3 separate regions of the Mus musculus genome follow, and all the other regions are linked to region 3. Evidence: chromatin loops called from intact Hi-C (ENCODE). Cell type or tissue: heart. All regions are shown on one strand. Region 1 overlaps Kansl1l (KAT8 regulatory NSL complex subunit 1-like). Region 2 holds the start of Rpe (ribulose-5-phosphate-3-epimerase). Region 3 holds the start of Kansl1l (KAT8 regulatory NSL complex subunit 1-like).

What was found. Peaks named below come from ENCODE experiments on the same cell type or tissue, not always from the same donor. Only the 100,000 strongest peaks of a DNase experiment are listed, where the experiment ranks them.
Region 1: a loop joins it to region 3, with 2.1 times the contacts of the local background. A loop is called at or near these places in 4 of 42 quality-filtered maps.
Region 2: it touches region 3 in a loop (5-fold over the local background); 14 of 42 quality-filtered maps call a loop at or near these places.

The regions. Positions count from the first base shown.
Region 1 is chr1:66,742,757-66,750,756 of GRCm38, reverse strand. All of the region lies in intron 6 of Kansl1l (KAT8 regulatory NSL complex subunit 1-like), which reads left to right. It overlaps Gm46093 (a long non-coding RNA gene), which reads right to left. Exons shown (of 2, transcript XR_003947842.1): 1 at 1-8,000. Among named protein-coding and RNA genes, the nearest start is that of Gm46093, 8.5 kb to the right of the region's middle. In heart, no CTCF peak of the experiment used is centred here; no DNase peak of the experiment used is centred here.
Region 2 is chr1:66,696,508-66,704,507 of GRCm38, reverse strand. It overlaps Unc80 (unc-80, NALCN activator), which reads right to left. Exons shown (of 65, transcript NM_001368824.1): 65 at 5,358-8,000. Rpe (ribulose-5-phosphate-3-epimerase) reads right to left here and starts at 3,677. Exons shown (of 6, transcript NM_025683.3): 1 at 3,480-3,677. The coding sequence starts at 3,601. In heart, no CTCF peak of the experiment used is centred here; a DNase peak (open chromatin) is centred at 3,627; H3K4me3 peaks cover 2,159 bases; H3K27ac peaks cover 1,296 bases.
Region 3 is chr1:66,812,822-66,820,821 of GRCm38, reverse strand. It overlaps Kansl1l (KAT8 regulatory NSL complex subunit 1-like), which reads left to right and starts at 3,227. Exons shown (of 15, transcript NM_001122738.1): 1 at 3,227-3,448. In heart, CTCF peaks have their summits at 3,433 and 7,414 (motif pointing right); DNase peaks (open chromatin) are centred at 3,181, 3,561, 4,301 and 4,611; H3K4me3 peaks cover 2,950 bases; H3K27ac peaks cover 2,585 bases.

The DNA of each region.
Region 1 (8,000 bases), 70 kb after region 3:
GTCAGTTACTTCCTGCATGCAGTCTGCCCTGGGGTATCTTAGATAAACCTATTGACAGTTCATTGGAGAAAACTTTTTCCTTTGCCAGCAGCTATCATTTACAAATAGCTTCTTGGTTAAAGGTGGAACCCGGTGTCTACTTCCCCTCCTAGTACTGGACACCTTCTGGCATGAGCCCTTTCAGGTCTTCTTGTACACGAATTCATGTATGTGTTAGTCCTGCAGAGTCTGCAAGACACTATTTCCCTGGAGTCATCCATCACCTCTGACTCTTAAAATCTTCCTACCTCCTTTTGTGCGTTGACTCTTGAGCCTTGGCGGGAGGACCTTGATGAAGATATCCTACTTGGGAGTGAGCACCCCAAAGTATTATTGTCAGTTGTGGATATGTGTGTTAGTTCCTACCTGCACCAAGAAGCTAACCCGATAAGGGATGAGTGAGGCACTAATCTCACTCAGGACAATTTTTTAGAATGTGCAAACTACTTATATTGTCCAGGCTTTCCAAAATGCAAATAATGAATTTACTGACTGAACTCAGTGAATGTGGGATTTACTTTGAGAATCTCACACTTAAAATTTATAGAACAAGAATACATACTAAAAGACATGCCTGGGGTTATCATTTAAAATTACCACACTCCATCCTCTGGATCCCAGAAAGCGACATTTCTAAACCACTTAACCTCCCCCCTTTAGGTGTTACAATCAAGTTTGAGGTCTCAGACACCATCAATAACATGTATAGGTACCTGTATTGAGGCTTTAGGTATGACTTCTCGGTGTGTACAGCTTTCAAGCATCGCTCCTCTCTATTAACAAGTTTAATTTTGTGAATAAAGTTATTGGTTATTTGCCCTATAAATACCCAACAGACGAAGCTAGGCAGAAAAAGAAACTGCAATTTGGGGAAATGTATGGCATAGATTAGTTGTGAAATACAAGTAGATACACTGCAGGCTTGTTGATTAGAGTCTGTGAAGTAGTTCTTTGGTTTTGAACATGCAGAAGTCCCGCATCTCGCCTGCCTGACAATCCTGGGGCTATGAGGAGCTCTATGTAGTAGGTGCTTTTCTCAAGTCCCATAGTAGGTGCTTTTCTCAAGCCCACAAAGGCTCTTATATCGGAGGTCTTGAGACTAAAGACTCAGTGTTGTCAGTGGCTTCTAGCTCATCTTCATGCTAATGTTTTATCTCCTATTTCAAGAAACCATTAGTTACTGTGAGCACTCTGCCTACAAACACTCAGGGTTCGGGTACAAGCCAATGGATAAATGTACTTGCAGTGTAAGTGAACGCACCGTAGAAAGGAGAGAAACAGCCCCTCTGTCCTCTGACAGTCTGTGTGGTCTGTACATTCATGCATGTGCACATGCGCACACACAAAAACTGACAGAACTTTTTTTTTTAATGCAGAAGTAATGTATTGCACCAAGTCACCTGAGCACATAGCTTTCTATTTAATATTCTGAGGTAGAAACTTTTGAGTGTGTGAAAAGTGGGGCTGATTCTAGTCCCTTCTTTTGTCTAACTGTGTTGGTTTTTGTTTTATCTTGTTGCATTTTATTTTGTTATCTCTAAGAAGCCTGTTCTTTTCTAATGAGGGACAGACCAGGTTAACAGTTGCTAAAACTCCATAAAGTTTTCAAATCTAGAAACTTTGAAATCTCTAGGCAGATTATATTATTTATTGTCTGCTTATTTCTTATGGGGATACATTGGTTTATTCCTAGAGAATCTATGATTTTATATTTGGTAAAATGTAATTAAAAATTATTGACATGTCTACAGTATAGATGTCTTTAAATCTAGGAAATTATATTGGCAGGTATGGATAAGATGTAAAAATATTCTCCAGAAAAATACTATGTATGATTTTTAACACATAAATATAGTCAATAACATTAAAGTAATATTCGTTACAATTAGTAATCAAAATAAGAATGATTATCTGACCATAATGTTGTTTAGATACTTCTTGGTATTCTTTATTGCTGCCATACAACCTTCTGTTGTAGTTGGCATTACAGCCGTAGGTACCAGGGAGCCACCCTACCTAATTCCTGGCAAAGGGAGTTCTCTTAACATTGGGAAAGAACAGACAGTTCTAGACTTCAAGGTAAAATTCTGAATATAGCTTACAACCAAATACTAATGATTACATATTTTCTCTCATACATGAAACTGGCTTTAAATGTTTATATATGTGTATGCATGTGGGAGTATGTGTAGGTAGTCATGGAAACTAAAAGGAGGTTCATGAAAAGAAAAAAAAAAGCAAACAAAAAGACAGGCTTTGCAAGAACACAGTCAGAAGCTAATAGAACATTTGATGTGGACATGGAAGGAAGAAAGCTGGGAAATCATCCAAAACTAAGGATATATGGAAATGCCATCAGAGAACCTGTTTGTATGTTGGCTAAAAATAAACAGGACGTAGATGATTAGGCATACTCATAGTTTATGTAATAGTATAACTCGTTCCATTTAAAGATAAGATATCAGGATTATTTTAAGATTTTATTTGAGGAATGCCAGGGCCAGGAAGTGGAAGTGGCTGGATTAGGGAGCAGGGTGGGGGGAGGGTAAAGGGGACTTTCAGAGAGGAAACTAGGAAAGGGGATAGCATTTGAAATGTAAATGAAGAAAATATTTAATAAAAAAGAAAAGTTCCTAAAAATAGAAAAAAAGATTTTATTTAATAAGTATTGGAACCAATAAATCAGGAAACTTATTGTAACAGTAGATTTGAGGCGATATTATGTTTCATTGACCAAAGTACAGCCAGCTAGCTGAGAATATGGCTAGGAGTTGGGGAGAGGCCCAAGTTTTTGTAGTCTGTTTACAGTCTCTTCATTCATATTAGGGGTGAGGACAGGGATAGTTACTCTTTTCCTAAAAATTCTATATATTCACAGCACAAGTTATAAATTATTACACTATAATATAAGGAACATGGCCTGGTCAGTATTTTTACCTAAATTTTATTTGCTGGAATCTCATTTTTGTGTTCTATCCCCTTTAAAATGTTTTTACATTTTAAAAATGCATTTTAAATTTAATGTATTTTAAATTAAAATTTAATTTTATTTTACCTTTCCTCTATCCTTCCTCCAGCAAGACCACTCTCTACTTGATGGCCTCACTGTTTTTCAATATTATATTTCACATACATTCAAAAATGGAAGGTTCCCCCTTGCCTATGCTATTCTAGTTCTTTTATGTTTCTTTGTCTTCCCTTGTTTCTATGTAAATATAACCTTTAAGCTTGTTTATCACTTACAGTGTTGTTCTGAAGAATTATGTTTGCACTTCAAGGAGCTACTTACCTAAATAGTAAAAAGCCATAAGAAAACTATGGAAGACTAAGAAACGATTTGAGAATAATTTTTCCATTACTCATCAGTTTTAACATGTAATCTACAAGCCAAGTCATAAAAACAAAAACAGTTCTAGTAGACATAAAATTTAAAAATTGGAATAAATCTTAAAATTAAGATTGCATTCACTAAAATTCCTTAATAAACCTTTAAGGCAAGTTGGTAAAGTAGTGTTTCTAAGGCTCATCACTGATACTTCAGGGCTTAGCTGGTTGTAGCCGGGTGGGTTAGCAGCATCAGGGCTTAGCTGGGTGTAGCTGGGTGGGTTAGCAACATCATTCAGAAGCACAAACAGGAGTTTAGAAGAAAATAGACTCAAATTCCTATTTTAATGTTTTCATTTTCTCTCTAAAATATAAGATAATTGGATTTACAGACTTTGTTTATATGATTAATGGGCACTTCATTTTTAATTAAAAATACTTAAGTAAAATATTTTTGGATAACATCTAAATAATTATAGGTATGTTCATCCTTTGGTTAAAAAATTAGAAAAATTTCAGGCCGGGTGTGGTGGCGCACGCCTTTAATCCCAGCACTTGGGAGGCAGAGGCAGGTGGATTTCTGAGTTCGAGGTCAGCCTAGTCTACAAAGTGAGTTCCAGGACAGCCAGGGCTACACAGAGAAACCCTGTCTGGAAAAACAAAAAACAAACAAACAAACAAACAAAAATTAGAAAAATTTCAAAGTTAATTTGATTTTATATAGATTTAAATTCATGTTGGAAAAATCAGGCACATAGACAAATTACATTTCAACAGAAGTATCTCAGCTACTCTCCTGTACCTTGAGGGAAGAGAGAATAAATAGTCTGTAGGAGACATAATGAGTTACAATGATATAGGAAACAGGGGAATTGGAGTGTCTGAGGTGTCCAATTAAATGAAGAAAAGGAGGTGACAACTAGTATTTAAGTAATAGCAGTCTACTACTGAGAAACCAGCTCTTCCTCACCTGGGAGTCATATCTACTTTACCCCATAAAGAATATCTTCTTTAGATAATAAGTAATCGTGGTAAAGGAATTCCTAGCTACATCACTTCTATATTCCAAGGAATTCACGAGTTGAAGAAATTTAATTTATTACATGCATACCATTACTTCTGTGAGAAAATATGCCTTAGGAATTGCAGTTCAATCTAGATGGTATCAAATTTTACTAAGAATTAAAAATGATTTTCTAGAGGCAGTTGCACATTTTGGTCATGTGTTCTGTAAAACACAGTGGACTGATATCCTAGTTGTATTTTTTGTGGGGGGAGGGCAGCACTGGGAATTGAACCCAAGGTTTTTTGCTCATTCTAAACAAATACTCTGCCATAGAGCTACACCTTGAACCTGTTGTATTTCTTACTAGGGCACTGTTGTGCCATGCTCTAAGAAGCTATCCTCAGTCGTTCTTCTGGCAGATAGCAAAGAAAGTTGTCTGCTTCAGTTCCATTCACCTGGGACTTCTCATATTCCAAGAGTTAAAATGGCTATCTTTCATGTCACCTAAGAGCAATGCCCCCAAGACAACATGAAGAAAGATACAAACCACAAATATCATTTACACTGCTTTGTGAAGCACAAAGTAAATCACTCGTCTGTCCCAGAGTCAAGAGGACGGAGAAACATCTTTTAAAGAAGAGTTTTAGACTTTTAAAATTTAACTAGGTGTAGTTGTGTACATAGGCACACGAATGCAGGTGCCAATGGAAGCCAGTGGGGTCAGATACACAAACCCTGGAGTTACAGATACGCATAAATATACGCTTAGATGGGGGCTGCAACCCAAAATCTGATCCTCTGGAAGAGTAGAAAGTACTCTTAACTGCAGCCATCTCTCTAGCCTTGTTGATACAGAAATCTTTTCATAAGAGGTTATACTTTTAAGAATGGAAGGAATTTGTGCCCATTTCTATTAAGCAACCTTCCAAATGAGGTCTGCTTTGGAAAACATAGGTGGACCTCATTTCAGAAATCAAAGAGAAGAAACTGTATGGCTACCTTAAAGAGTCATGCTGAGACTAAATTATATTAAAAGAGTATACAACCCAGTCCTTGCCACATAAGAATTCTTCTGGTGGAATGAGGATGATAGTCAACAAATTAGAGTACTGTTGGGGAATCAGTGATGATCTCTGTGGGAAGTGAAATATGAGTACTATTTTACAATGATTACTATGGAGCCTCTGAAAGTGTCAGTTTGCAATAGGGAGAGACTAGGAAAACAAGGAACTATCAGAATAAACTAGAAGTAATGAAGACTTGGATCACAGGAAAAAAGACTTTTTGTAGAATGAATTTTGTAGAATGAATGACTTGTCTTAACTGATTTGGTAAAATAAAGGAAAAGTTTTAGAAGAGGAGAAATAGAAAAAACTTACTTGCAATTATGGTGCCATTGAATTCCTTTCATAAAATTCCTCACATAAATGCTAATAATAATAGCATACTAACATCAAGAATTAGGACATGGTAGAACATGAACCAAATCTGACTCTATTTCATGCCTGTTGTTTACAGTTGTATAAGCTCTGCTGTGCTGTGAATAGAAAATGTTCTTCAGACCACAAATTCATATCATATTTTTAACCTAGGGTGGTCCTTAGTTTTGTGTTTGCCCTGGACTCATTCTTTGTGTTATGTATTAGTTCTTTCAAGCCAGTGAGGAGTGGCATTCTGTCATGTTTGCCTAATATAATGTTAATTGTTCTCCTCATATTTCTGTGTTGATTTATTTTCTCTATTTCTTCCCAATATTTCTTATTTTGGAGACATTTGCAGGCCAAACATGTTTGCATTCTCCCTTTCACAACAGAGCAGCACAGCCCTGATTACTATGAATGAGCCTTACAAAGTGTGACCTTCCAGTGCGCTAAAGCTGGTAGGAAACAACATCCATACAGGTCTAGAAAACTTCTTTCAGGAAGGACTTGTACTGGGGAAACAGGCCTTCATGTAGATCAGTGCAGTATTTAGATGTTTACAATAATGTACTTGATATGTCCTCCTTCCCTTCCTTCTCCTCCCTTCTAGAAAGCAACATTACCTACCTCGTGCCATGCAGTGCTTAGACAGTGGAGATACTACACTGAAGAAGATGTAAGGGTTCCCACCGCCATGGGGCTAACACTCAGCTGGGAAAAAGACAAAATTTAAATGTTAATGGATACAGTTTTTTGGAAGAATACAATGAAAATGAGGAGATAGAGGTTTCTGGAGCAAAGAAAAAGACCTAAAAGCTGACCCTGATGGAAAGAGATTAACTTCCAGAACAATTGTAATAAGCAACCATAAAAAAATCAAATTTTTAAAAATTAAAAGTAAAATTGTTGGGATTAATCTGTCTTTTTAAGGATTAGAATATAAGGCCAAAAGAATTTCCTAGAACACACAAAGCATAAATTTCTAACACCTGAGAAAAAAGGCATATATTCTGAAAAAGTTCATTAGCTATTCAGTATTATCAACTAAAATATGTAAATAACCCATACCTAAACAGAGTCTCATGAAATTTACGAAAAAAATATAAGCTCTTAAGGCTTCTAAAGGAACATAAGGCCCACAATGGGTAAGGATGGCGCTGCCGCTGAGACTGATTCTTTTAGGTGCAACAGGACAATAGAAGTTCTGAGGGAACAGTTACCCCAAATTTAGGAGTGAAACTAAATTATGATGATTATGATATGAATTCTAGAGGAAGTACAATCACATCAAGAAATTATTAAAACTAAAACTATTTACCATATAAGAACCATTTAAATATATATTTTAAAAACCAAGGTATGTCCCCAAAAGGAGACTGTAAATTTTCTAAGATCATGTAACTCTTTACATAGAAATATGAAAGTTTTATGCCAAAGACCAGCTTTGACACCACAGGGTAAACTGAGGCAGGCAGAGAGATGTGATGTTGGTAATTAAGGTGGTGATAAGAGCAACGATATAACCCATCTCCCCCCTTGCCCCAAGTGCTGACAGTGGTGGGCGATGTACAGGGTCGGCACGACTGACAGAACAAAATTATCTAGGGCTGGCAACAGTGCTCAGGGGGAAACTCTGATCTCTCGTAACTCTCTCTTAAAGGTGGATGGCGAGCGAGAAAGAAAAAGATCTCTTCATGCAGACACACACACACAGCCTGCGGCCAGGCCTGACCACCTGTTTCATCAATTTCACAAATGCATGTGCATATTTATATATACACATATACCTACATATGTATGTACACACATACAGATAGACTTATCTACATTGAATGGAAGGCACAGCACGCCAACAGCCACACTTTATTTTTTTCTCTCAGCCTTTTTATACTTTCTTAGACAAAAGTTCTTTATAAAATTACCTCACTGATAAAATGTCCACAAAAGGGAGTTACAGAGGCTGTTGATAGTTCAAAACAGTATTTCACTCTATAAGCTCATAAGTTCAAAGCAACAGTTTCATATGGCCTTGTTTTATCATAATGTACACTTGTATCTGCATCCTTTCTCTTCTTAATACAATTTATGAAAGCTCATTGTATTCCTTACTATACAGCCTTTATTCTGACGATGGAGCACATGCTACTCTTGATTCTAACACTTTCTTCCTAAAAATTATTTGAATCAAATCATGAATTCTATTAAGTCCT
Region 2 (8,000 bases), 120 kb after region 3:
GTCTTCAGTCGCATATACTGTGCTTGTACCGTGTGGTCTTGAAAATTAGTTTGCTCAAATTTAGGTTCCATTTATTATTAAAACAATCATGACAAGTATCATGGGCTGAGAAGCTGAGAATCTAATAAATACAAATTTACTTGAGAAACACAAGAATAACATGTAAAAGTACTGACCTCCAAGTTAAGTGAACAATTTGTGCTCTTGGTAATAAACTCAATGACCTGGGTTTAATAAATTCACTAAGAGCCCAATATGCACCAAAGTTTTCATGAGAAACTAAAGGCTTGTGGCTAAGCCATAACTAAAAGGTGCAAAAACCTAGGCATGCAATCAGGTGTTTCGGAACTACCGGACAACATGAATTATCAAAGGATTTCCAGCCTCTTTATGAGAGGTACTGAGGTTCCAAAAACCAAAGAACATGATTTTTTTATCAAATGCCTCAGATTTCTTACCAGAATAGGAAATCCTAAATTAATTTTCTCGAAAGCAAAGGAATTCACCAGAAATGCCAGCTTCATCACTATTTCACTCTGACATTCCCCACGACCCTCCTCAGAAGGAAAGTGTAACAAAGGGTTCCTCGTGCCTGAAACCAGGGACTTGCTGGGGATAATCCATAGCTGCTGTAACAGAGGAATCTACGTCTCCTCTCTTAGCAGGTCCCATCAGCATCCCTATACTTTAGTAATAACTGGAAGGCAGTCTACTGCAGACAAACCAACAAACAAAATGTAAGAGGATTACGGTTGGTACAAAACGCACCAAGACAGGAACCAGAAAATCTTCCCGGGGATCAGGAACTGGAGAGTCTTTGGCTGGTGGCAAAAGGAAAACTGAGCAGGTGAGCCAGGCTAGAGAAGGTAGGGCCCAGGACACAATGAGAAACTGGTTACAGATGCTTGCCTTGCTCAATTCCACACAATCAAGGCCTTACCAGAATACAGAAGAGAATTCCAAATCTTTGATATCTCCAGCAAAAGTCAGAAATTCAGTATTTATATAAAATCTCTCCAACGTAAATGAAATGCCAATGACTAATTTAGAAGTAGCCGTGTGTGCGTTGCTCCCATAGTTGGGATCAGCACATTCCAGCTAGCATTCTGCCATGGTGTGTTTTGTGCTTTTCTCAAAATGTGTTTCCAGAAAAACAAACCTGTTCTTTACTTCAGATATTTAACCATACTTGTGTCTGGCCACCTAGTGTTTCTTAGCCTAGTTTCTGACTTTCTAGATAAGATCAGTTTGAAACAGAGAAGAAAACGGAGGGGTGGAGAGTAAGCAGAGGAGGCTGGCCACCTTTGTAAAGGGATCCCACAGCTCTCTTCTGGAGACATCAGGCTTTGTCTATTCTGCCAGAGTGATGGGAAAGGAGCTGTACTTCCCCAAACTGGTTTCCTCTTTTGCAAAAGATGAATGGAAATAGCTTTTACTTCAAAGGAAAGAAAAAAGGTAGGTATAGATTTAAAGGCATAAAAATTGTTAAAAGTAGAACGATTTAAAATAATTTTTTTGCCTTATTTACTAACTTAAGTCTGATATGGGGAAGGGGGCCAGCTGGGGGAAGGGGGGGGCATCGGTGATTCTCAGAGATGCTTTCTACTATTACTAAGCAATGATAACATGCTTTAATGTCTCTTATCAAGGAAAGTCAGATCCTGCTCTTGGAAAGTTTACAGTACACCAGGAGAGAGAGACATAGCAATATACCTTACTCTTCACGATAACATATTAACCTCAAAGAGTACCTGGACAGCCCACAGAGCCCTGGCCCTACACAAAGGACCAGATATCTAAGGAATTCTGAGAGCAGGAGACACAGTCTCATCCAATACCAAATGGCCAGCTCTGAAAATATACACACAAGTGGCATTATACAGACTGAGCAGGTCAAATTTATGTATTTAGGGATATATGTGTGTCTGTATTTTTACATATGTATTTAATAATATTTTAAAAGGTCATGGTTTTGAAAAAGAGCAAGGAGGTATAGGGTCTGTGTGAGGGTTTGTGGGAGGAAAGAGAAGGGGGAATGATTTAGTTATATTATATAGAATCTCAAAAACTAGACACGTTTAAAAATAAGGTTAAAAAAGCTGGGCACACTCAGGAGGCAGAAGCAGGTGAGGCAAGCCTGGTCTACAGCAACATTTGTATTAGCAAAGTGAAAGCACTGGTGTCCACCCCTCCCCTCTGCATCAAGCAGGCTCATTACACCTGCAGTCTGTGCCATGCTAGGACCCCTACATTTTCTCAGGCATCGAAATCAACACCATCTCTGGGGTACACATTCCAGCCGGTCAAGGGCTTTCAAGTAAGTGTTAAGAAAAATGAGATTTAACCACGGAGAGCCAAAAGAAACAAAACTGCTATGGACAAAACAGCAGTGATGTTAAAAAGAATTAGTGTAACTGAGTGTGGGGACCCGTGCCCATAATCCCAGCATTTGGGAAGCTGAGGCAAGATTTTGAGTTTGAGGCCAGTTAAGATTTATACAGACCTTGTCTCAAAAAAACCAGAAAGAACAGCAAAACCTCCAACAAGAAACGAAACTGATGTAAATAACACATATTTGCCAATGTGACTGAGGGCAAACAGATTTTGCTTATTTGAAATAAATTTATTTTTCTATCTCACTCCCAAGGTCTTTTATAATTTTATGTAAACTTTCGGTGGGAAATGCTAGTCAAAAAGCCAAGAAGATTCAAGTTCCAAGTCTGTCACAATCTTCTGTAATCTTGAGCAAGTCCTCCAGCCTCCTTTGGGTCTAGGTTTGTTTCCTCACTTTAGAACCAACTTAGGAAACTTGTACCCTGATTCTGAGCATTATAACTACAGTGCTTAAAAATTACTTACAAAAAAACTGACCTCCCTGAAGAGCAGGGTGCCTGAAGAGAAAATAGACAGGAAAATCAGAATTCGAATGGGTTATTCGATACAACTAACAACTGCAGAGAATCTGTTACACGCCAGGCACTGGACTTGCTCGTTTCAAGTTCCCCAAGACGCGGAAGCGTTCTATGATCAATAATCCTTCCATTTTCCTCACACTGAACCCGAGTCCCAATCAAGGCTGAAGCGGCTTGCCTAAGACAAGTCGGCAAGTGGTCGAACTCCGGAAGCCCATCCAGGTGTCAAGCTGAGGCTGTCTGCCGGCTTTGTCGAGAACTAGTTAGTTATCTGAGTTCGATCGAGCAAGTCGCGCCTGTCCCGTTGGGCCTCAGTTTCTCTACGAGTTCACCAGAGGAAGATCCTGAACACTGGAGGTGGCTCCCGGGTCCTATCACCACAGGTTACGGGGTGGCGGGGAAAGGACCGGGCCCCAAAGTCAGCCAGGGCCGGCTCGGTGCCCTCGGCAGCGCGCTTGGCCAGGCAGCCCGTCGTCGCACAGGGGCGCCGTGCACCCAACAGGCGCTCGCTGAGGTGCAGCGACGCCGACCCGCGCGGCCAGCCCGCCCCGAGCCCCGCGGAGTTACCCGTCCATTACATCCAGGTGCAGGTAGTCGGCCCCCGAGTCCAGCATGCGCAGGCACTCGGCCCCCAGGTTGGCCAGGTCGCTGTTGAGGATGGACGGGCCGATCTTGCAGCCCGACGCCATGGTGCCGGTTCCCTAGAGCGAGTGAGCCCACGAGAGCCCGGGCCAGCCAAGACTCCGTCCCGATTGGGCGCGCCGCACTGGCTCCGCCCCCTCCCACCTCGCACTCTCTTCCGGACTCTGCCGGAAGCAGCTGCCCTGCGGCGAGGAAGTCCCGCCTCCTCCTGGGGGGGGGGCGTCAGCTGGCTGGCTAGGGGCGGAGCCAGGTGCAGAGCTTCTGCCTTCTGTCTTGGATTTCCAAGGATCTTCTGGCTTCTTTTCCTTTTGAAAGGGAAAATAGTTTATTGAGTACAATGTAAGAAGTTCTACGGGTTGATCAGCTAGACTACCACCTACAATGTAGGAAATTTGTTTTTATTTTTTTCTCTGTTTCATACACGTATAGCATATATTGTGATCATATTCAACCCCATTACCCTTTCTTACCCCAGCCACTCCTCCTGACCCCTTCTTCCCAATTAACTCCTCTCCTACTTAAATAACTTCACCTCACGTGTCTGTAGGTTTTGTGCAGGGAGCCACAGTTGCTTATGCAATCATTAATTGCAGCATTCCGTTGAACTTCCCCCACCCTCTGTCTCTTACAGTCCTCTCTTCTGAGATGTTCCTTAGTCAAGCTGCTGATAACTGGTGACTGCTGAGTACTCAGTGTAGGAATTTTTGCAGTAGCTGAAAGTATAACGTAAAAACAAAATTCTAGGCCTTTAGGCCCAGGCATGGGAATGTGACCTCTGTGACTTAATGATGCTAATCATAAAACAGATAGCGACATTCCTCCACCCACCCGCTTCCTGGGTTCAAAGAGTGTTCATTCAAAGAAAGTCACCCTGACCATTGCTATGCAAATGTGCTATTGTTAGGGGCTCTTAGAAACTGTCTTGAGAGATAACTGGAACAATTACCAGGTATTCCTTGTGACTCTTGTGACTTTGCACTTCCTTGGGACTCTTAACTGGTATCTTTGGTATTTTCCAACAAAGCCCTCCCCACTTCCTTGAGTTGTGGTTTCTTCCTTTAAATACCTCCTTACCCAGCTAATCGGTGTGCCACAGACCTCTACCCCTGCGTGGTGTATGACCGTGGGCCCGAGAGCCCTCTTGAATAAGTTTGCAGTAAGACCGTTTCTTGTGTGATTTGGGGTGTCGCCTCTCCTGAGTCAGAACGTGGGGGAGTCCTCACGTTGTGGGTCTTTCATAGCCAGTCTGATAGAGTTGCTATCCAGCCATAATTCTTGAAATGGATAAGTGGCGTAATGTCAAACGTATCCAGAGTCTGGGCCAGGAAAAAATGAAAAGGTACATGAAGATACACGTGGATAGAACAAGAGCAATTCCTAAAGAACAAGGATAGGGCTCTCATAGTTTTATTAAAAGCATGCTGGTAATTTAGATGCCATGGTTTCTGCAGGGGACACAGTTAGAAGACAATAGTCTTTAATATTCTGACTTGGGGATATACCAGCATTCCGGGTCATAATCCGGGCAGTGAAGTCAATTTGGCTTGCTGTCTTCCATATCTACATTTTGCTTTATTTTGAAAGATAGAAGATGAGAAACAGAAGTAGGTAGGTATCAAATATGGCGGTAGAGGGACTGGGGGTGTTTACCCATTAGTGACTTTAAGCTAAAAATGGCTTTAGGCTTCCACTTTAGAGTGGAAGTCTGAAGAACAAGAGATGAAGGAAGGCACAGACCAGGTCTTGAAAAATGATCCTGAATGAGCTATCCCATTCCCAATGGAAAGAAGTGAAATTAGAGCACATTAAATGATCTTAGATTTATTTTATTATATGTGCATATTCAAACACAGAAATCATTAGCTTTCATAAATATCTTTCATAAACATCTCAGTATTTATTCAGATGCATTTTCCATGCTCTTTGGTCATTCAGTATTCATAACAGACTTTATAGTCATCTGAAGGAAGTTGGCTGTGTAGTCAATCCTTTGTCTTCACCTACAAAATGGCTAATAAAGGACTTTAATCCCATGGTCACAGTGACTATTAAAAATATCATGGAGGTACGTAGATTTATGATCCTAAATGATCTTTAAATAATATAAGTAAATTTATCATAAACTTTTCCAAATACATTCTGCCCTCTATTTGTGTTTATTCTCCTGAGTGTCAGATCAAAGTTTGCTTCTAAAATGCTGCAGTTGAGACCCACAAAAATAAATGAGGAAGTGGGCTAGTTTACTCACTGCTGAGACACAAGGCCATGGATTGGTAGTGTGAGGTCACAGAGTGAAAGTGGGACTCTATGTGACAGCAGCAAATTCGGGAAAGTTCTCTGGTAAAGTATCCTGTGTAACTCAAGGAAGGTACTTAGTTCATGTTTTGGACTATAATTCTATTCATTTATGACCTTTTCTTCCCTATGGATCTCAGTACACACTCAATTATTTCCTCGGAAACTCTAGGAGTGGGCAGCAAAGTGGAGAAAGTTCTTCACTGACTAAAAGAACAGATGCTAAAAGAGAGATGCCATCCTGGCTTAAGTTACTCTTGGAGGCTTGAAGCAGAAAACCAACAGATGCCTCCAGCACTGCCATGTGCCCAGTGGTACCCCTTGACAGTGTTGTTCTCAGTGACTTGTTCCAACGCACTCAGTAACTCACTTCCCTTGTCATAAGAATCAAATAATCTAATAGAATTATAGAAAACACTGAATGCTGCGAATGAAAGAAAAATGTCTATTCTAGAAAATTCTGCATCCAGGATTTAAGCTGCTTTAATCTGGATAGTACACATGGGTACTCACTATCATGGATGATGTATTTTTATTTCTCAAGGTTTCTCTATAAAGTTGCTTTCCAAAGGAGCAATTTTAATTGGATGTAATTGTTTAATACCTGGAAAGTGGGTGCCTGTTTTATCCTTCCTCTGAATGAGATAAATATTATTAAGCATCACAGATTAAGATATAATCTAATTTTACTAATATATTGATCAAAAGTGATAATTAGTTCTTGTCACATTTTTGAATATTACAAAAGATTGTCAATTAACTTGAACTTTTATCTTAACTGTTTTCTTTAAGTTATTCCTTCAAACTCCAGGTAACAGTATTCCTGAGAATACATCTTGTGACAGTCTTATGCACATACATATACTTTAGTTACCACACATAAACATTCAACACGTTTAAGGACACAATAAATGGAATAGATGAGAAATCTCAAAAGTCCCAAGACGAGAGCACTCCCACTCTGTAAGTCCCCATTTCTCAGAGTGGTCATGTCTTTTCTTTTTTCCAAGATAAAACATTACTTAGCTTACTGAAAAAGTTAATAATAGACTTCCATACACGAGAGTGAAGGAGTCAGATTAAAAGGCAGACAGACCAATAAAATCATTTCTCAAACAGCCCAACACACTTAAAATATATAAAGGTATTTAGGGTTATTATTGAGTATTTAACAATTCTTTGACCTCTATACTTCTTAAATATCTGACACAATTATAGAGATTTTGAATCACAAGTCCAAAAGAGGGAACAAAGCACAGACATATAAACGCACACAACTCAGACACTTGTAATTACCAAACATAAGGCCTCTAATGCTAGTTGAGCAGCATAGTTTTTAACAGGCAAAATATATCAGCTTAGAACCAGAAAACCACTTACATGTCCACTTTTGCACTTAGAAATGAACTGCACATTAAGTATAAATGATGTGAAGGTGTTATAACACAGAGAAGGTTTGTTTGTCTCCTGGATTTCCCATGCATGTTCTCAGCCAAAAGGCCAAGAAGGTGGTTCTGCCCTGATTTTCTGACCTGGGGGATTTTAAATTTTATCCTAGTTAACTTATAGGTTACCTTTCATTCTCATGGTGAATGGGATCATAGCCCCAAAATATATTTGATTTTATAAGTCACTGTGCTCATTTAATAAATAATTCTAACATAAAAATCGTTTCCTTTATTATTTGTATGGGTTTATAGGTATTTTCTTTATAGTATACATTTTATAGCCAACATAGTCAATATTTAAGCATATAGAATATATTTTAAACTCATCTCAACATAATCAAAATCTCTGTTTAACTTCTACATGAAGACTAACACACACACACACACACACATCGATGTAGGTATGTTATGAGATTTTTTTCAGGGTTTAGTAGTTACATTTCTCTAATGTAAACTGCTAAACTTTTGAAAAATGTTTATGAACTGCATGATGTCCAGCCCTTCAATAATCGACTAAGTACTGGCCTGACAAGCCTTTCAAATTTTATTCTTTTTTTTTTTGAAGTAACTGCACTTTAAGTTAAAGCCCTATTTGTAATATATACAAGCTGTCTGAGTCTATAAAGAAATTGATTACTCTGACTTTCCTTCATTAACTGTGATCTCCTAAGGATCATAGAATATTTGACAACTGAGAAAAAGT
Region 3 (8,000 bases):
TTGGACAAGAAGGCTGCCTTTGGATCCAGTCGGGACTGTGTGGAAGTACAGTATCTCCCTGCTTGGATGCCACTGAGCTTAATTTTAAAAAGTCAAAACAAAGCCTCCAGGAAATGAATAGAGGGCTGCAGAATGCAAGAATGAAACGTTCTTCCATTCAACCTTTGTTGGGAACCATGCCCTAAGCTCCTGGGATTGTGCTTCCATTCAGCATTGAGCAGAATGGCCTGAGCTCATGGAACTTATTAATATTCTAGACCAGGGAGAGGAAAAATAAAAATCTGTGTTATGCTGGATGGTGAAGTACTGGGAAGAAATGTGGACAGGAGGGGAACACAAAAGGCTATGTTTGTAATCCACTCTTGGCGGAGAGCTGCTTGAAGCCAGCGCTGATCTTTATCTCTCGCATTTATCACGGTGTCAGCTGGATCCTAAGTGCGGCAGCAGTGTTTCCTGACTGGAAGAAGTGACTGAGTGGATGCCAGTGCCGGCTTTATCTCATGAAATCATGGCAATACTGCTTACCTGGGTGCTTTCACGGGCTCCCAGTCAGGTCATAATTATGTCAGCAAGAACTGTGCCCTTCTCTTCTCCTTGCTGTTGCTGGATTTTTACACCTTTCTCTTCTCCCTCTCCTTAACCAATAATATATTTTTTTCTTGGAAACCAGCTTTCTTTTAATGTATCTTTAAAATAATAGATACTTGATTTTTAAGAATACATGAATCCTTTCAGTATTGTGCTAAGTAAAATAGGAAAACATTTGACAAGTGTCTTATAATATCAATTTTTAGAATTTAAGGTATTCTAAGGTCACTTGGAAAACTGGCATGCTTATATTACATGGAGCAGAAAACATGACTTAGAATCCTGTTCAGTGTCAAGGAACAATGTGCTTAGTGTGTAATTAAGTGAGTTAAAATAACCTCTGTGCAGTGCCATTTCATACATATGAACTACAGCAGGTTACAGAAATCACTGAGTTTTCTTCCTTGTGCTTTTTACAAAATAAATTTCCAGCTTGTGGTATTACACATTCTTTTCTTATTACTTTTCCTTATTACTTTTGAAGTATCATGAAATTGAATGTAAAAGGAAAAGGAAAGTGTTACATACATGATGGTTTCATATTTTGCTATATCTATGTAAGGTCTACATAGTCTGGCAGACTGAGGCTAGCTATAAGATGCAAGGATTACCCCAGTGTTGGAAAACAACCTATTTCCTACCGTGTTTGATGAACAAATGAGATACTACAGTTAAAAGCTTGTTGTAGATTTCTATGAATTTTGCAAAGTTTACTATGCTTTGCAAATATAAGCACCCTGCTGCTCTGTCCCCCTTATGAGTATAAATATCACCACAAAATATGTTTTCAGTACACATTTGGTTAACTTACAAGGATTTTGCTTTGGTAATAAGCAATTACTTCACAGGGACAAAGTAACCTTTTTTTTTTTGTTTTTGTTTTGTTTTTTTGGAGACAGGGTTTCTCTGTATGTATAGCCCTGGCTGTCCTGGAACTCACTTTGTAGACTAGGCAGGCCTCGAACTCAGAAATCCACCTGCCTCTGCCTCCCAGGTGCTGGCATTAAAGGCGTGCACCACCACACCTGGCTTGACAAAGTAACCTGTAGGCTCCATAATTACCCCAGCTTTAAATTTGAATTCCTTGTCAGTCATTACTCTGCTAGATACTGAGTGTAGGGCCTCCTTCACCCATGCTAGGCAAGCGCCCTCTCTTGTCTATGATTTAACAATGTAAGAGACAGTGTTGTTTTCTGCTCCAATAGTTGGATGCATATCATCTCCACCTAAGGGTACTGCTTTCTAAGTTATTCATGCCTTCCTCCCATTTTTTTTTTTTTTGTGAAGCCTTTAAAATGAATGCCCAGGTGAATACAGGATCTTAGAACTGCTTGATCACCGTTGACTTCTCAAACGGCTATACATCCACTGTGCAGTTTTGTTTTGGGTTTAGACACAGTCTCAGTATGTCGCTATGATTATCCTGGACCTAACCACTAGACTAGGCTGGCCCACCTGTGCCTGGGATTAAAGGTTTGTACCATCACTCCAGACCCTACCACATTCTTTAAGTGTTTTACCCATCCCTTTAAATATGACAAATATCCAGTGTTTACTTTTTCCTCCAACACACTGTTAGTCCATGATTTTTAATTGAATGAAGGCAAATCTATTTTCTGGACTGCCCATCCTTGACCCATATTGAGCAATTATTGTTCTGAGTAATTTTTATAACCATTTTCCCTACTGTAGGCAGTTTATCATAAAAATTATTTCAGCTATTTATTCATGTACTAGAAAAAGAAAGAACAGTTAATTTTCCAACTCTGGTAATGTCTTAAGTATTGCTTCTTTATGACTTCAATTCTATACACTCCTGCCTGTAAGCCCTTCCAAATAAATAAGGTAGAAGTGATATATCGATCTAAAAATTCTAGTGCCTTTTCACTTCCTACAGCATTCTAGTGAAAATCTGCTTAGCAAAGCGTCTAATCTATTATCTAAGGAGCTATATTTAGGCTATCGTTTTTTTCTCAAGCATCAAGTTCAAGCCTGGGGAAATGCCCGGGTGCGTTTAACGGTGGTGAGCTGCGAGCTGCGAGCTGGGCCAGGTGCAAGACTCGCTCGCAGAGATGTTTCTGTCTCTAGCCAACTGTTTCCATTAAAATCCCGCTGGTCTGCGCTACCTCAGAGTTAACTGCAGAGCTCCTTAATCATAAGCTAACTCAAATGTATCCATGGCAGGTCTGCCACCTATTTTAAGGTCCTCAGAGGTCCGACAGAGCATGACTCGGGATCGAGCCTCTGGGACCCATAGAAGCAAAAGGTTGGAGCGTTGAGGGCTGCTTAACCCTCGGCCTGGCCAGGACGGCCCTGCCCGCCCGGAGTTTCCAGGTCTTATTTTCCTGTAACAGACCTAAAGAAACCGCAGCGCCCCGCAGCACGGCCGGCGGGGTGACTTTTGCGGGCTGGCACCGGGGTGGAGAGAGCGCGGGACAACGGCGGCGCGGAACGCACTGGGAGCCGGCAGAGTTCGGCCACCGCGCTCAGGCTGCTTTCAGAACGCTCCCAGCGGCTTCCGCGGGCCCCGCCCCCGCCGGGGTTTCCCCGCCGCCCGTCTCATTTGCATGGCGCGCCCCTCCCCCGCTGCCATTGGCCGGCGCCGGGCCCCGCCCTCCCCCACTCCCCTCCCTCCGCCGTAGGGTTCCGTCCCCCGAGCGCCCGGAGCTGCGGGCAGCGGGCGGACTGTTAAACCGCGGCGGCGGCGTCAGCCGGGGCGGGAGCGGGGCGCGCTCTGGAGACGAGTCGGCGGCGCCCCGGGTGGGGGGAGGCGGGCGGACAGCTAGAGATCGCCTCGGCGGCCCCCACCACGGCCGGACCGAAGGTGCGGCGGCGGAGGGCAGCCAGGGCGCCCCAGCAGGCGAGTGGCCGGCGTCGCAGCGGCGGGCTGAGGGGGGTGGGTCTCCTCGGCGGGGGACGGCGGCGGCGCGGGGCGGGAAAGAGCGGAGAAGACCGCCGGGTGGACTCGCGGGCTCGGCGTCCGCCGGGCAGCCCCCTTTGCACCCCGAACCCTGCTTGCCGTTGGACTGCGGGCCCCGGCACAAGACCGTGCTTTGGGGCAGGGGTCGGACCGCAGCCAAATTTAAACGGCTAAACCTAACAGCCTTGGCAGACACGGCGGGGAGGGGAGGGCGGGGCAGGGGGCGGGCCTGGATTCGAGTCACGTGGGGATGGGGCGGGGCTTGGCAGGCCTCCCTTTTGTTTTGGCTGGCGCGTGCGCAGAAGGCGGAACACGTGGTTTTTCTTGGGCACGCCCTCTCCCTCCCCCCCCCCCCGCCCCCCGCAAGGCTGGAGCAGCGGCGCCTGTCCTGGGGGTGTGGGGCGCTCTGTGGGAAGCTTTCCGTAACGCTGAGCTTGGCTGGCCAGCGGCGACATTAATTTCTTCTTATTTGGGGCCGTTATGGATTTGGCCTTTAGAATTGTTTGGGGTGGAAGGGAGTGTTGTGGTTTATTGAAAGGTAACCGGTCCGAGTTGGTGTTGCTGCTTGTGCCCAAGAGGGGAGAGGGCTAGCTTTAAAAAAAGAAACAGCGTTTGGTAAGGAGAAATAAATGCAGGACGGTGTTGTGTGGTCCCAAATCGGGGAAGGAGCTGTTGGGATCTGCCTTGCGAGGAGCGGGCGCTGCGTGGGCGTCCTCGGTACCCCCGCAGAAGGCGCGGTGGCGGTTCCCTGTCCTCGCTGTTCCCATCGCGGGTTCCCGGGAGACTGGAGTTGTGGGAGTCACCTTCTGGCTTTGATTCCCCCAGCTTGGACGCAGAATGTGCCGGAGAGACTAAGAAAGATTGGCCGCCGCCGCCGCCTTTAATAGTTTAACTTTGTGTTTGTAGAAAGGTTTTTAAATCCTGATTGGATAGGGCAAGTTTGATAGCAACATAACTTCCCCGAAACTGTTCCTGAGCACAGCTGGCAAAACAGGCAGGATTTGAGGGTAGAAGTAGTTCTAAAAATAATTCGACAGTGGAGGGGGAAAAGCGCAGGTGTGGAACGCAGACTGTTTAGTAATGCCGGGGGTTGATTTCTGCGGTTTCCAGAGAGCTAACTAGCCGTTTCCTTGGGCAAGTCACAGCCTTGCTGATACATCTGTTTCCTCTGGAAAACCGTTTCGTAATACAGTTCCTGCCTTAAAAGAGTGTAATGAAGATCACGTGCCTTGTGTTAGTGAGCATAAATCACCACGTAATGTGGTGGTGTAACATAACGTCAGTTTTTAACAAAGCTAGCATATTTTTGGAATTTTAAGAATAAGCCGTGAAGTAAGATATTTGATTTTCGCCAGATCTGTTGCACTTTTTGTGTTGTTTCTGGCCATGTAACCAGGCTGGCCTCCGGACTTGCTGTGTAATCCAGGTCCCCTTTAGAGCTGACCTAGGAACGTGTGCCTAACTGCTGTAACTTTAAGTTTCTCTTCACGGTTTGAAAGATCACTGTCAAGGTCTGCTATCACTTCTTATCTATGTATAATTTTCCCTAAAACTGGAGAGCATGCGTTTTCAGTTAATTTAAAAGTAGAAATATTAAATATTCTCTGAAAAACGATTTTAATAACTGCTTAACATTTTCATCATTTGAGTATATTTTTAGTTTTTCCTATTGGCAGATGTTTGGGGTTTTTCTAATATTTTGTGTAAATTATTACACAAGTCTTTGAAATAGTATACTCCCCTTTCCCCATTAGATTTATAGGAGTCTGAGCCGGTTTTTAAAGTTTTTATGCTCTTGTGACACCCCAATTTTGAGCATGTATTAATTTACTCATAGAGGTATAAATGTGTCTCCTGCCATAGCCTAGTTCATCACCCAGGATTGGCTATATGGGGAAAACCTTGTTGTCCACTCCCACTCCCACACTGACCTGTATGTGGTATCTGGTGCATTTCCTAACTTACTGTTAGGTATTTGAGAGAAAACTTCATATTCACATGAGTATAGCAAATAGTGGATGTCTAGTAAAGACTTGCCGATTGGCTGCAAATATTTAAACTTTTTTTTTTAAACCGGTGAGCCGTCAGGAAATTGTCTTTTCCTTTTTTGTCTTAAGAGTACAGAGTTGCTAATGTAGTAACTGATTGAGCTGTTTGAGTACTTGTTCCATACGGCTAGGCCTCACTAGTCTTTATAGTTTTCTATTAAATGTTCCAGTAACTTGCCATTGATAAGCATGGCATATCCAAAATGTTGGTCTGCTTTTCCTGCGTGTATCCTTACACGTGGATATCCTTGACTCACTCACCACGCTTCCAAGGTGCTACTGTGAACATTTCATCCTGATCATCGTTATTTCTCCCATAGACTCTGTGCTACACAAACAGGAAGGCAGTGTCTACGGTTCTGTGCTTTGTTCCCGACTGTTCACAGCCCAAGAGTTACTGCCCATGGCATTCCTGCTGCTGGTCGCCTATTCTTTCATGTAAACCTTACATGCAGCAAGCCATTCATGCTGTCATGATGTCTTCTTGGGTTTACACATATCTTGTTCCTTCCCATATAAGTCTGTGTTTGCTATATGAGGTGTCAGGTGAAGAAGTAGAAAGTTGTTTCCTTTAGGTTTAGGGCTGTCTTTAAGGTTGGTGTTGATCTGGCTTATCAAATTGTTACAGCAAAGAGTGAGGCTGTTGTGTAGTGCAAAATGACAGTGGGATATTAGCAGTTTATGACTAATGTGTGTTATGTCTTCTATCTGTTCTTAAAGCCTTTATTATAGTACTATAATAGAAAAATCACACAAAATAACTCATAAGTATTATCTTTCATATTTTATTCAGTATGTTATATTTAGAAAGAGAAAGAAGCTGAATAACTTTCTAAATTTCTTCCTGTTTTCTCTTAAGTGCTGTACTAAAGGAACATTTCACAGACACAGATTTTTTTCTTGCCTAGTCATGAAAGATAAAAACAAAAACATGTTATTAAGAATGATACCATACTTTCCAGTTGATAATGTATAGTGAAAATTGAGGATAATTCATAGTGGATTTTTTTTTTCTTTTTCTTTAAAGACAGGATGTTGCTATGAGACCTGGGTCAGCTTAGAAGTCACACTGTAGTCACAGCCACCCTGTAACTTATCTTTTAGTTTGTCTTTCATGTTGGGGTTTTGCTTGGCCACAAAGGAAAATTTGAATACTAAATGTTATTTCATATTTTCAAAAACACTTATTTCTATATTGATACAAAAGGTCAGCTTATTTATAGCATTGAAAATTTGTGAATATTTTAAATCATTCATGAACTTTGTAATGTTTCAGGTTCTTTTTGAGCTCTATAGGACCCAGAGTTCATAGGTATGTCTTTAGTAGTTTAAAAAAAGAAAACTGGAAACTGTGGTACGTAAAATTGCCAAAATGAATGGGCTGAACAAATTTATGACAATGTACTTTTAAGTGTAAATTTCTGCAATCAAATTTCTGTCCATAGGAAAAACCTCATTTTTATTCTTATGAGTCATGCACTTACAGAAGAAGAGTAATAATTCTGCTTCAAGTATGAGCTGTTTGATCTGTTATGTGGCCACCCAAGTGGCTTTATCTTTAATTAAATTCCTTTAGTCTTCAAAGAGAATTCCTTTTTAGGCATAGTTTTCAAAGTGGAAGAAGCTTATAAACATCATAGACTACAAAGTGCTGAGCTAACTATATTCTGCTCATGCCAGTTATTGCAGGGTTTTCTGTAGGGAACAGGGACTTCTCCTAAAAGAATACATAAAGATATCTGGAAATATGCTATATTTTGTACTTATGGCTTTCATTAATTCCTATTTTTTAATACTTTAAAACATTTTAAAAGATGGTGTGACTATCTGAGTGTGTGGGTTTGTGAGAGTGCAGTGTCTGTGGGAGCCAGAAGAGGGTGTTGGGTCTCCTGGAGATGGAAGTACAGTGACTGGGAGCTGACCTACCTGGGTGTTGGGGTTGAGTTTAGGTCCTCGGCAAGAGCAGTATGTGTTATTAACTCCTGAGCCAACTCTTCAGCCTAGTTCTAGTTCTGTGAGATAAAAATTCAGCCAATATGAACTCATTCTTGTTTTTATATTGCATTTTTGCTTTTATATGAACAAGTTAGAAAAATTGAATTCTCTTATATTTTTAGCATTTACAAGCCCAACTTAGGCCAGTGAGATGGCTCATTTTGTATGGGTGTTTGCCACTAATCTGATAACCTGAACTGGATCCCTGCAACATGAGTAGTGAAGGGAGAGGACTTCCCACATCCATTAAATGTCTCTGCTTTCCGTCATAGCACCCCACCACATGCTTAATAAATGTAAAGACAAAAAGAAAGCATCTCACATTTAGTTAGCTACTTTTCCTTTTTAGCATGAGTCCACTTCATGTAATACTTAAGTCATATATGTGGAAGTAAGTTTTGGTCCTTTCAAATTCAATTGGTAGGTTTTTGGTTTTGTTTTGTTTTTGT